Regions from separate parts of the Homo sapiens genome. Here region 1 is linked to region 2. A link is an interaction called in ENCODE POLR2A ChIA-PET data of the cell type or tissue named here. Cell type or tissue: GM12878. All regions are shown on one strand. Each heading gives the region's core, and the rest is flanking DNA. Links, peaks and the distances in the headings are about the cores only. Region 1 overlaps KIF3B (kinesin family member 3B). Region 2 overlaps NOL4L-DT (NOL4L divergent transcript).

The links. Peaks named below come from ENCODE experiments on the same cell type or tissue, not always from the same donor. Only the 100,000 strongest peaks of a DNase experiment are listed, where the experiment ranks them.
Region 1: POLR2A ChIA-PET joins it to region 2 with 8 read pairs; 2 of 35 experiments call an interaction of 5 or more read pairs at or near these places.

What each region holds. Positions count from the first base shown.
Region 1 is chr20:32,330,680-32,336,051 of GRCh38, reverse strand. KIF3B (kinesin family member 3B) reads right to left here. Exons shown (of 9, transcript NM_004798.4): 9 at 1,041-4,829. The coding sequence ends at 4,733. Among named protein-coding and RNA genes, the nearest start is that of ASXL1, 25 kb to the left of the region's middle. RefSeq lists an enhancer at 1,716-1,775. In GM12878, for the core only: no CTCF peak of the experiment used is centred there; DNase peaks (open chromatin) are centred at 2,384 and 2,751; H3K27ac peaks cover 3,536 bases.
Region 2 is chr20:32,591,054-32,596,425 of GRCh38, reverse strand. All of the region lies in intron 1 of NOL4L-DT (NOL4L divergent transcript), which reads right to left. Among named protein-coding and RNA genes, the nearest start is that of NOL4L-DT, 6.3 kb to the right of the region's middle. In GM12878, for the core only: no CTCF peak of the experiment used is centred there; a DNase peak (open chromatin) is centred at 2,495.

The sequences.
Region 1 (5,372 bases), core at 277-5,276, 260 kb after region 2:
GAATTCAAACCCAGCTTGGAATCCAGGGTCTGTGCTCCTTCCACCCAGTCCCACTTCTCAACTAAGGGGCACAACCCCCCAGGGTCACTCCAGCAGGCCTACGAGCATGGAAATCCAAAAGACAATGTGTGGCCCATTTTTTGTATCTTCTTTTCCTGATGGTAAACAACATAAAATACTTTAGTGTTAAAAAAGGCACAGATCAGCCTGGGCAACATAGAGAGACCCCATTTCTACAAAAAATAAAAAATTAGCCAGGTATAGTGGTGCACACCTGTAGTCTTGGCTGAGGTGGGAAGATCACTAGCCTGTGAGGCTGAGGCTGCAGAGAACCGTGATCACGCCACTGCATTCCAGCCTGGGCAACAGAATGATGCCCTGTCTCAAAAAAAAAAAAAGGCACATATATTTTAAAGTATGATGTATAATAGTAAATTTAAAAGAATTTTTAAAACAAAACACAAAAGTTAAAAGAAATTTCATGCCGTTGCCCAGGCCAGTCTCAGGAACCTCCACGGAAAAACATGAAAAACACTTATTTGTCACTCTATCATTCTTCATTTTGTGTCCTTTTCCTTGTTGCTACATTATTTATTTATTTTTATTTACTTATTTATTTTTGAGGCGGAGTCTCGCTCCGTTGCCCAGGCTGAAGTGCAGTTGTGCAATCTTGGCCTACTGCAATCTCGGCCTCAAGCGATTCTCCTGCCTCAGTCTCCCGAGTAGCTGGGATGACAGGTGCGCACCACCACGCCCGACTCAATTTTGTATTTTTAGTACAGACAGGGTTTCACCATGTTGGCCAGGCTCGTCTCCAACTCCTGACCTGAAGTGATCCACCCGGCTCAGCCTCCCAAAGTGCTGGGATTACAGGCATGAGCCACTGCACCCTGCCCCTTGTTGCTATATTAAATAATGCCAGCATCCCAACTCAATCTTCATTTTCCCACTCCCACCCAGTTAAAATGTTTATTGAAAATGGCAGTGTGTCAGCCACAGGCATGTCATTTTCAAAAGCCTTAGTCATTTATGAGGACACCTTTTTGTAGGTACAATAAATCTGATTGATTTTTATTACACATCTTAGTTTAGAATCACTTTTACATTCCTAGACAAAGAGATGATACAAATAAATATCAATTGTAAAACTTAGAGCCCCAAGTATTGATTGGCGTATTCTTTGTCTAAAGGTAGCCAAAGAGAAGGTCAAGATCAGTAATAACTTCAAGGAGCCATGAAGCCCACTGCCTCCTGCCTGCCCCAGGATCACTCCTTTCATAAATAACCCCAGAAGCATTTCATTCAGGAAACAAGGGCAGGCAGAAAGGTGACAGATTTCTGAACAGTACAAAACAAAGCCTTGCGTGATAGACAATCACCAGGCCCACTATTCTTAGCCAGTTCCCTCAGAGCATTTTTAGTATGGCTTTTAGAGTATATTAACAGCCCCATTTTCGTCCACTGATGGGGTTCAGATGGTCTGAGGTGTTGTCTCCAGTACGCCTCAACCTCAAGTGGGAAATGTGAGGCAGAACTGATATCCATGTTAACAGGGAATCGACACTTCTCAGAAACTTGGCAACGATTCTACATTCAGTGAGGGAGGACTTGTCAGAGTCAGACAGGAAAAGCAGAGAGCGGCCCACGCCCCAGTTGCAGCACTCTGGCGCCCTTGGTCATGGAGGTGTGGGTGGAGCAATTCAAGCAGCATGCAGGCATTGGACGGGAAATAATCCAGCGTTAGGTCAGTCTTAAGAAAGTGCTTCATGCCTATGATTTGTGGCCTTGGGTTCTGAATCCAGGGGTCTGAGAGACATGTGACTTGAAAATATGAAGCCAGATACATTCTCCAGATCAGAGTAAAAGGGGGTCTATTGGGGGTTGCATACACAGTCTCAAACTCCTTCTCCTGATGGTCATCTTAGATCCTGTTAGACTTGCTTTCTGGCTTTGCTAGCTGCTGCCGGCATGAAGGCCCTCAGACGGCTCAGAACATTCTAGGTATGACTAGAGACATGAAAACCTAGTCCCTCAGTGGGCTTGGTAGGTCCTCTACATATTTGGCTCAATGCAGAACCCAAAACAGCAGCTTTCTGGTGACAGCACGACATTCTACAATCTGCTCTATTCAAATATTTATCGGATCCATTTTGAGAGAAGAAAAGCACCAGAGACTGCTTGGAAAGGGACAGCTTCATTTCCAAATGAGTCTTCTTTTCTTTCCACAGACCACCACATGAACACAGCTGAGTACAAGGCATGCCTGTCAACTTGTCTGTCTTCTCTTAGAAAAGTTCTATGTGTCACTTAACCACCCTTGGTCAGAAGAGTCACCTCGAGATACCAGTATTAATGTATAGGGTTATCTGCAGTTTTCTTTTTCTTTCTTTCTGTTTTTTTTTTTTTTTTTTTTTTTTTTGAGGGGGAGTCTCACTCTGTCACCCAGGCTGGAATGCAGTAGTGTTATCTCGACTCACTGCAACCTCCGCCTCCCAGGTTCAAGTGATTCTCGTGCCTCAGCCTCCCGAGTAGCTAGGACTAGAGGCATGCACCACCACACCAGGCAAATTTTTGTATTTTTAGTACAGATGGGGTTTCACCATGTTGGCCAGGCTGGTCTTGAAGTCCTAACCTCAGGTGGTCCACCCACCTCGGCCTCCCAAAGTGCTAGGATTACAGGCATGAGTCACCATACCCGGCCGGTTATCTGCAGTTTTCAATTCTCAGATTTGCTACATGAATATTTTTAGCCTACAGAATTCAGATTAGCTTTGAGGAAATGTGGTGTGAGAGACACGTGTAACCAGCAGAAAATCAGCTTAGGCTACCCACCTTAGCGTTTTGTTCTTATTCAAACAGGCAAATTCTTAGTAAATAAGAAAGAAGTAAAGTTTGATCTCAAGAAAATATGAGGGAAGGCTGAAAAGGGCCCTGGGTTCAGAAAGAAGGGTTACTAAAAAGGAGATAAGCCGCTGGACAACAGATCTCCATTTTGCAGAATGCTAAGACATTGCACTTAGTACCTCCTGTTTCCCATGGGTTCTGATCCAGAAATGTGCCCTGGGAACTGAGCAGCTGAGTTAAAATATAACTCAAGGCCCACCTGAGTCGCCACCTTCCTGAGGCACCGTGCCAGCAAGGTGCACCAGTGTGGCAGACCTGGAGACTCACTGTCCCCTCAGGCTTGGCTCATGGACTCAGACACCCACATGGGAATGCTTCCAGCCTGGATTAGTCATTCAATGGGCCTTCAATACAGACAAAAGGCAACAACTGCACATTAGTGTATTTCTAAAATTGGGCAAGTTCTTGGTCTCTGTCTCTCTTACAGACACATATGGACACATTCACAGAACACAGGCACCATCGTGCTCTCACACCCACACACACTTATGAGCTTCTCTTGAGGGAAAATGAGTAATATTCACCTAATGACCAACATAAAATGAAGCTCTGAATCTCAATAATACAAGGAACTAAAACTTACAAACCAAACTAGTAATATGTAAATGGGAATTCTGAACTCTCCTTTGAGCCTATTCAATCACACAGCTATTCTTCACCAGCATCTTAGGCTCTGCCTGGAGGGAGCCACAGTTCTAGGATTCGGTGAATTCTCTGCTGAAGGCAGGCAGGATTCCTTTGCTTCCATCTGTTATGTCTTCCCTGCCCACTGCACTGAGTCTCATGTCTCCATCTCTGCATCTGCCTAGCTACTCTTCTGCTCTCTATACCAATATGGAACAAAACGGGGAATTCAGAAGTGCCACAATACAGCTCCTTCCCTCAACTCCAGTCCCATCAGAGAAGGCAGAGACAGCCTCCTTTCTTCCACAAAACAGGCCCACTGCAGAGCATGCTCTGGATGCAGAGGATGGGCCCACACAAGGATGTTCAGAGTATGCGTGCATGGGAAAAGATGGTGACAAATGAAGAGTAAAGTGACATGGTGTATGGACATGGCACCAGCTTACAGACTTAGGTCTTTGACAGGATGGTCATGGTTTTGAGGTTTTAAAGAAGCTATTTCCCTAAACACTCAGAGAAGGCAAAGGGAATGTTATTTCTATTGCTCCCAACATTGAATCATTCAGAAGCAGAAATTGGAAGAGATTTCCTCACTGAGCAGGTCCCAAAGGCAGATCCACTTCTTACTGAGGTGCATGGAAGCAAGACTGCTGATGGTGCCCACCTGGGGCCTGGATCCAAATGCGATTTCTCATTTCTCCCTACAAGAACAGGCACCTATTCAAGTTCTAGGGTTTTCACTTTTCAACCTCACTGTCATTTTATCCCGAGGCTCCAAAGATGTGGTCCTGCTAAGGTGACTCCTGATTCTGCCCTATTGTTCAACAAGAAGGGAGCCCCATGTAAAGAACAGGCTAGAAAAGGAGAGAGGAGAGAAAGGGAGCACAGGGGAAGGGGGAGAAGAAGGCAAGGGGGAAGGAAGCAAGGTCACTGGTCATTCTCTTGCTTTCCACTTGAACTATCGCACTTTACCTTACCCATGCATTTCTGAGATGCTAATTAAAAGATGTTTCCCAGAGGGGCTGAGTGCCAGATTAGGAACAGCACGTTCAACCAGATTAAGTTGGTTGATCTGCAAAGAGGCCACCGCTTCTCCTCAGGGGAACAGTTCTGAGTTTGGGCCGAATCCTCTCTGCAGCTTTTTGCTAGTCTCTTCTCTCAGAAGGCAAATGCTGTTTCCGCCCTGGGAGAGGAGAAGCTGGCTTTACTTTGGAACCAGCCCCCGAGACTGTGGATAAAGCTGAGATGCAGGGGTTCCTGAGGAAGAGGAGGAGGATCCCGACTTCCTTCCACTTTTAGGCCTGCAAAAGTCAAACACATGTTTATATTACATGTCCCCATCTCTGTCCCTGACACATCAGATGTCATTAACATTTCATTTCAGGCCATTCTTCAATGGCCTGAAAACGACAAGTTCAACTGTAAAACCACTACACTGGCACAGCCTGAACCTTTGGGGATGGTGAAAATGGCCTCAGAACAGAGGTGTGGAACCTGAGAGAAGGAGACTCTGATGCTTAGCAATTGTTCTTCTTTAAAACCAAAGCTTGACTGTACTGTCCTTCCCTGATTGATAAAAAAATATTAAGTTTGCAGGTAGAATTTCTTCCATTTTGGTTTTCCACCCAATTGTTTTCCTACAACTTTTAATCCAGGATGTAATAAGACAGAATTACTAGTTTTGCACCACATGGGTGAGGTAAACTTAGCATGGAGGCCCAGAGACTGGGTTGTGGATCTGGATTGACCTATTTTTGAATTCTTGCTTTGGCCCTTACTTGCTGGGTTTCCTTAGAGATGGCTACTTTCTCAAATTCTCTAAGTTTCAGTTTTCTTGTCTATAA
Region 2 (5,372 bases), core at 151-5,150:
ACGGAGTCTCGCTCTGTTGCCCAGGCTGGAGTACAGTGGCTCTTGGCTCACTGCACCCTGCGCCTCCTGGGTTCAAGCGATTCTCCTGCCTTAGCCTCCCAAGTAGCTGGGATTACAGGTGCCCACCACCATGCCTGGCTAATTTTTGTATTTTTAGTAGAGATGGGGGTTCACCATGTTGGCCAGGCTGGTTTCGAACTCCTGGCCTCAAGTGATCTTCCCACATCGGCCTCCCAAAGTGCTGGGATTACAGAAATGAGCTGCCGTCCCCAGCCTGTGCTAAGTGCTTTTATGTGGACCACTTCACTTAAACCCTGACAACAACCCCATAAAGGAGGTGCTGTTATTGTCAACACCTTATGGATGAGGACATTGAAACTCAGAGGGGCTAAGTCACTCAGTCAAGGTCACACAGCTGGTGAGAGCGGGCACAAGACTCAAATGCAGGCAGTCTGGCTCCAGAGCCCTCACTCTTAACGTTTTGGGCCTGAGGCAGTGGGATGTAGACAGGAGGGCACTGGGGGACACAAGGCTGGACTGAGGGCCCAGATCTGCCATCAAGTGCCTGGATGAGTCTCTGTCCCTTTCTGGGCCTCAGTTTCCCCATTCCTAAAATGGACCAGATGACCTCAAACCGTTGCCTAGGCCAGCTTTGGCATTCTCTCCCTTTCAGGGAGGGTTGAAGTGCTATTATTAGCACGTGAATGCCTCTGAGAAGTCCTGCAGTAAAGAAAACCCAGTGAGTGGTTAACTGGAAAAGGTGACCAGCAAAAATAGTTACCTAATGGTTTGCAAGGATTTCAGGAATATGAACTTGGATTGAGTGCCCTGTCGGTAAGTCAGTCAGTTGACAACTATTTATTAATAGGCCCTTTGGGAGATGAAAAATGAACAAGACATGACCCTGTCTTCGAGTAGCTCCTTGTCAGGGAAGAAGGTAGCCAGGTGGAAGAGAATAACCACATCAGGTGGTCACTGCATGAAGGAGACCAGCCAGGGAGCTTGAGGTGCCAGGAGAGAACAGATATCTTACCCTGCCTAGGGGTCAAGGGAAACATGGCAGACGGAGTGACAATCAAATGGGATCTTGAAGGATGAGTAGGAGTTTTTCAGGAAGAGAATTGGTGGGGAAGGGCAGTCCCAGTGATTGAGGGGAACTGCATATACAGGTGATCCCCAACTTAACAAGGGATCAACTCACAATTTTTCGACTTTACGATGGTGCCAAAGTGATATGCATTCAGCATACTCCTTGACTACAAAGGAGTTACATCCAGGTAAACCCACTGTTAGAATAAGTTGGAAATGCGGTAAGTTAAAAGCGTATTTTTGCTGGGTGCTGTGGCTCACACTTGTAATCATAGCACTTTGGGAGGCCAATGTGGGTGGATCGCTTGGGCCCAGGAATTTGAGACCAGCCTGGGCAACATGGCAAAACCCTATCTCTACAAAAAATACAAAAATTAGCCAGGCATGATGGCGCACACCTGTGGTCACAGCTACTTGGGAGGCTGAGGCAGGAGTATCGCTTGAGCTCAGGAGGTGGAGGCTGTAGTGAGCCGTGATCTCACCACTGCACTTCAGCCTGGGCAACAGAGTGAGACCCTATCTCAAAAAACAAAACAAAACAAACAAAACCAACCAACTGAACAAACAAACAAAAAAATGCACTTTTGACTGACTTACAATGATATTTTCAACTTACAATGGGTTTATCAGGACTTAGCCACATTGTAAGTCAAGGAGCATCCGAACAAGTCTGAACGCAGTCTTGCTGTTCAGGGGAATGGAAGGTTCAGTGTGGTTGGCACAGAGAGAAGTAGAGGCTGGAACAAGATAGTGAAAGGCCTTGAATGCCACACCAAGGAGTTTGAACTTTATTCTGGTGTACCAGAAGGGAAAACCTAGAGGCCAGGAGTGCAGAGAGGAGGCTGGTACAGCCATCTGGGCCAGACCAGAGGGGGTCTGACTGCACTGAACAAATGGTACATCCGTCAGGGCTCATGGGGTTGCAGGAAATCCAGCACTGAGAGACCTAAGTGAAGAAGAAAAGGGCCTTTAGGTGTGGTTGAATCCAGGGGCTCAAAGGGTGTTGTCAGAAATCTTTTTTTTTGAGATGGAGTCTCGCTCTGTCACCCAGCCTGGAGTACAATGGCGTGATCTTGGCTCACTGCAACCTCTGCCTCCCAGGTTCAGGTGATTCGCCTGCCTCAGCCTCCCGAGTGGCTGGGATTACAGGCATGCTCCACCACACCCGGCTAATTTTTGTATTTTTAGTAGAGACGGGGTTTTGCCATATTGGCCAGGCTGGTCTCGAACTCCTGACCTCAGGTGATCCGCCTGCCTCGGCCTCCCAAAGTGCTGGGATTACAGGCGTGAGCCACCGCACCCGGCCGGTGTTCTCAGAAATCTGGTCACACTCACGGTGGTTGGGGCATGGGATGGTTTCAGTGGCCTAGTCATTCAATGCTTTCAGTGGTCAGGTCAGTATGGCTCCAGCAACATGCTCTGAATATGAAGGAGGCGGTTTCTCAAAGGGATTTCAAGATGCTGTTACCAGGAGAAGAAAGTTGCTATGCAGGTAAAAGCAGCAGCCCATCTTGGTGGATGGCGAGTGCCGCGGACTTGAGAGGAGGATGGGCACTTTCCCAGCCCAGGCCCCCGGCGGTTCTGAGGCTGAGGCATGTAACTCAGGGCTGGTGTGGTCAGGGCAGGCTTCATGGAGGAAATGGCCTGGAAGGAAGACCTGAGCAATTAGGTAGGGTCTGGGTAGACAGAGCGGGCATTGCAGGAGAAGGGGCCAAGAGAACAGAGGTGCAGAGGTGAGAATGAGCCGTAAGTGTTTGGCTGCCTGTGACATGCCAGGTCCAGAGAGCTGGTAGAGGGAGGTGAGGCTGAAGCTAGATGTTAGAGGTTCTCGAAGGCCAGGCACACTCTGGCCTGACTAGCAGGCCTCTTACAATATATAGGTCAGGGGGAAACAGTGGCTTCATTGCTCAGCAGCCTCCCATGGCTCCCTCCCCATGTCCCACCAGGGAGGCCCAAGGCTTAGCCAAGCATTCAGAGCCCCAGCATGCCCACTGCTGGGCCCTGGTGCTCTCCCAGGTGGGCATGCCCACCACAGTGCAAACAGATCGCTCCCTTTTCCCTCCAGACCTCCACTCGGCTGCTTCTCTGGCCTAAAACACACTCACCCTTTGGTATCTCCATCTACCCGCTGAAGGCCGGTTAAAGGTCTCAGCCTTAAGGAAGCCTCCCATGGAAAGCACCTACTCTCAGTTTTCAACTCCCAGAGCTCTTCCTTTTTATTTTTATTTATTATTTATTTATTTATTTATTTTTGAGATGGGATCTCACTCTGTCACCCAGGCTGGAATGCAGTGGCCACTGAAAGCACTCCATGCCCCCCTGACCACTATGATTGTGACCAGATTTCTGACAATCGTAGCTCACTGCAGCCTCCAACTCCTGGGCTCAAGCAATCTTCCTGCCTCAGCCTCTTGAGTAGCTGGAACTACAGGTGCACACCACCACACCCCACTAATTTTTAAAATTTTTTGTAGAGATGGGGTCTCACTATGTTGCCCAGGCTGGTCTCAAGCTCCTGGCCTAAAGTAAACCTCCTACCTTGGCCTCCCAAAGCCATGAGATTATAGGTATGAGCCACGGTGCCCAGCCAAGAGCTTTTTTTTAGTGTTTTTTTTTTTCTTTTTTCTTTTTTTTTGAGACAAGACTGGAGTGCAATGGCATGATCTCAGCTCGCTGCAACCTCTGTTTCCCAGGCTCAAGCGATTCTCCTGCCTCAGCCTCCCGAGTAGCTGGGATTACAGGCGTGCACCACCACACCTGGCTAATTTTTGTATTTTTAGTAGAGATGGGGTTTCACCATGTTGGCCAGGCTGGTCTTAACTCCTGACCTGAAATGATCCACCCACCTCAGCCTCCCAAAGTGCTGGGATTACAGGTGTGAGCCACCGTGCCAGGCCCGTTTTTTTTTTTTTTTTTTTTTTAATGCCCATTGGCCCAGCCAGCCTGAGTGGGGCGGGATGGCAGTAATGTGCCCTGGCTTTAGAGCCAGGCAAATCTGGGTGCAAACCCTCCTCTTGCCCCACCACTAGCTGTGCGACCTCAGCACATTTAAGCCCTGTATGAGGCTTAAATGTGGTTATAGGTACGAAGTTCTTGGCACATAGTAGGCCCTCATGCAGCTCTCACCATTTTGGTTATTTGAAATATGTCCACTTCAACCCTCTATGAGCTCAGGCCAGGCAGGAACCACACTTGTTTTTTTTTCTGCCTGCACTGCCTGGCACACAGAAGGGGACTGACTTGTAAGGGCTGACCTATCAATTTTCCTGGGCTGGGCAGACCCAGGCTCCCCTCCCCTCCCTGCCTGGGTGAGGCTGGGGTAGGCCCGAGGGCCCTACACCTGCTCCCTGAGACTGACCCAGCAGGCTGCTGGGTGCCAGCATCCAGCATCAATAAATTACTGGTGAGTTCAGGTGACGGGACAGATCCAGTGTCAGCTTCCTTTGTGTCCTGCAGAGAGGCTCAGGCCCTGGGATCCCCCTTCACAGGCCTCCCCCAACAAGGGCTCCATCAAAATGACAGAGTTGCCCACCTACTGTGTGCCAGGCCCCACCTAGGCACTTTGCACCGTATTTGATTGACGCTTCACAAAGATTCTGCAAAGCAGGCACTAGCTCCGTTTTACAGATGAGGAAACCGAGGCTTAATGAAGGGAAGTGACTTGCCAAAGACAAAATGAATATAAGCAAAAAAGGCCCCTGCCTCTCCAATTCAGCAGAAATCTTCCTGGATCTCATTGCAGTGTATAGTCAAAATACACACACACACACACACACACACACACACACACACACACACACACACTCTCTCTCTCTCTCTCTCTCTCTCAGGGATTTTCATTCATTCATTTATTCAGTAAACACATATGGGACACCTACTACGTGTCAGGTATTGTTCTGGATGTTGGAGATACTGCAGTGAACAGGACAGAGCTCTGCCCTCTAGGAATGTACATTCCAGTAGGTGAGATGAACAGAGACAGGAAACAAATACATATGTATTATAAAGGAAGGTGGCACTGAGTCCATGAGGATGAATCAAGTAAGGAACGGGAATGGAGGGCCACTGGGGGACTTTTAAGAAGGGCAGTCAAGGAAGGCTCCTCAGGGGAGGTGACATTTGAATGAAATCCCTCGACAAATTAGTTCTCTTATCTCTTTATGCTTTAGTTTCTGGAAAAAAGGGGATGCTGGACTCGAGCGGGTCTCAAACTCTGCAAGGTGGACAGAATTTTTTCCCACTCAGTCGTAATTCCACAGGCAGTGTGGCGCGGGCCACTGCAG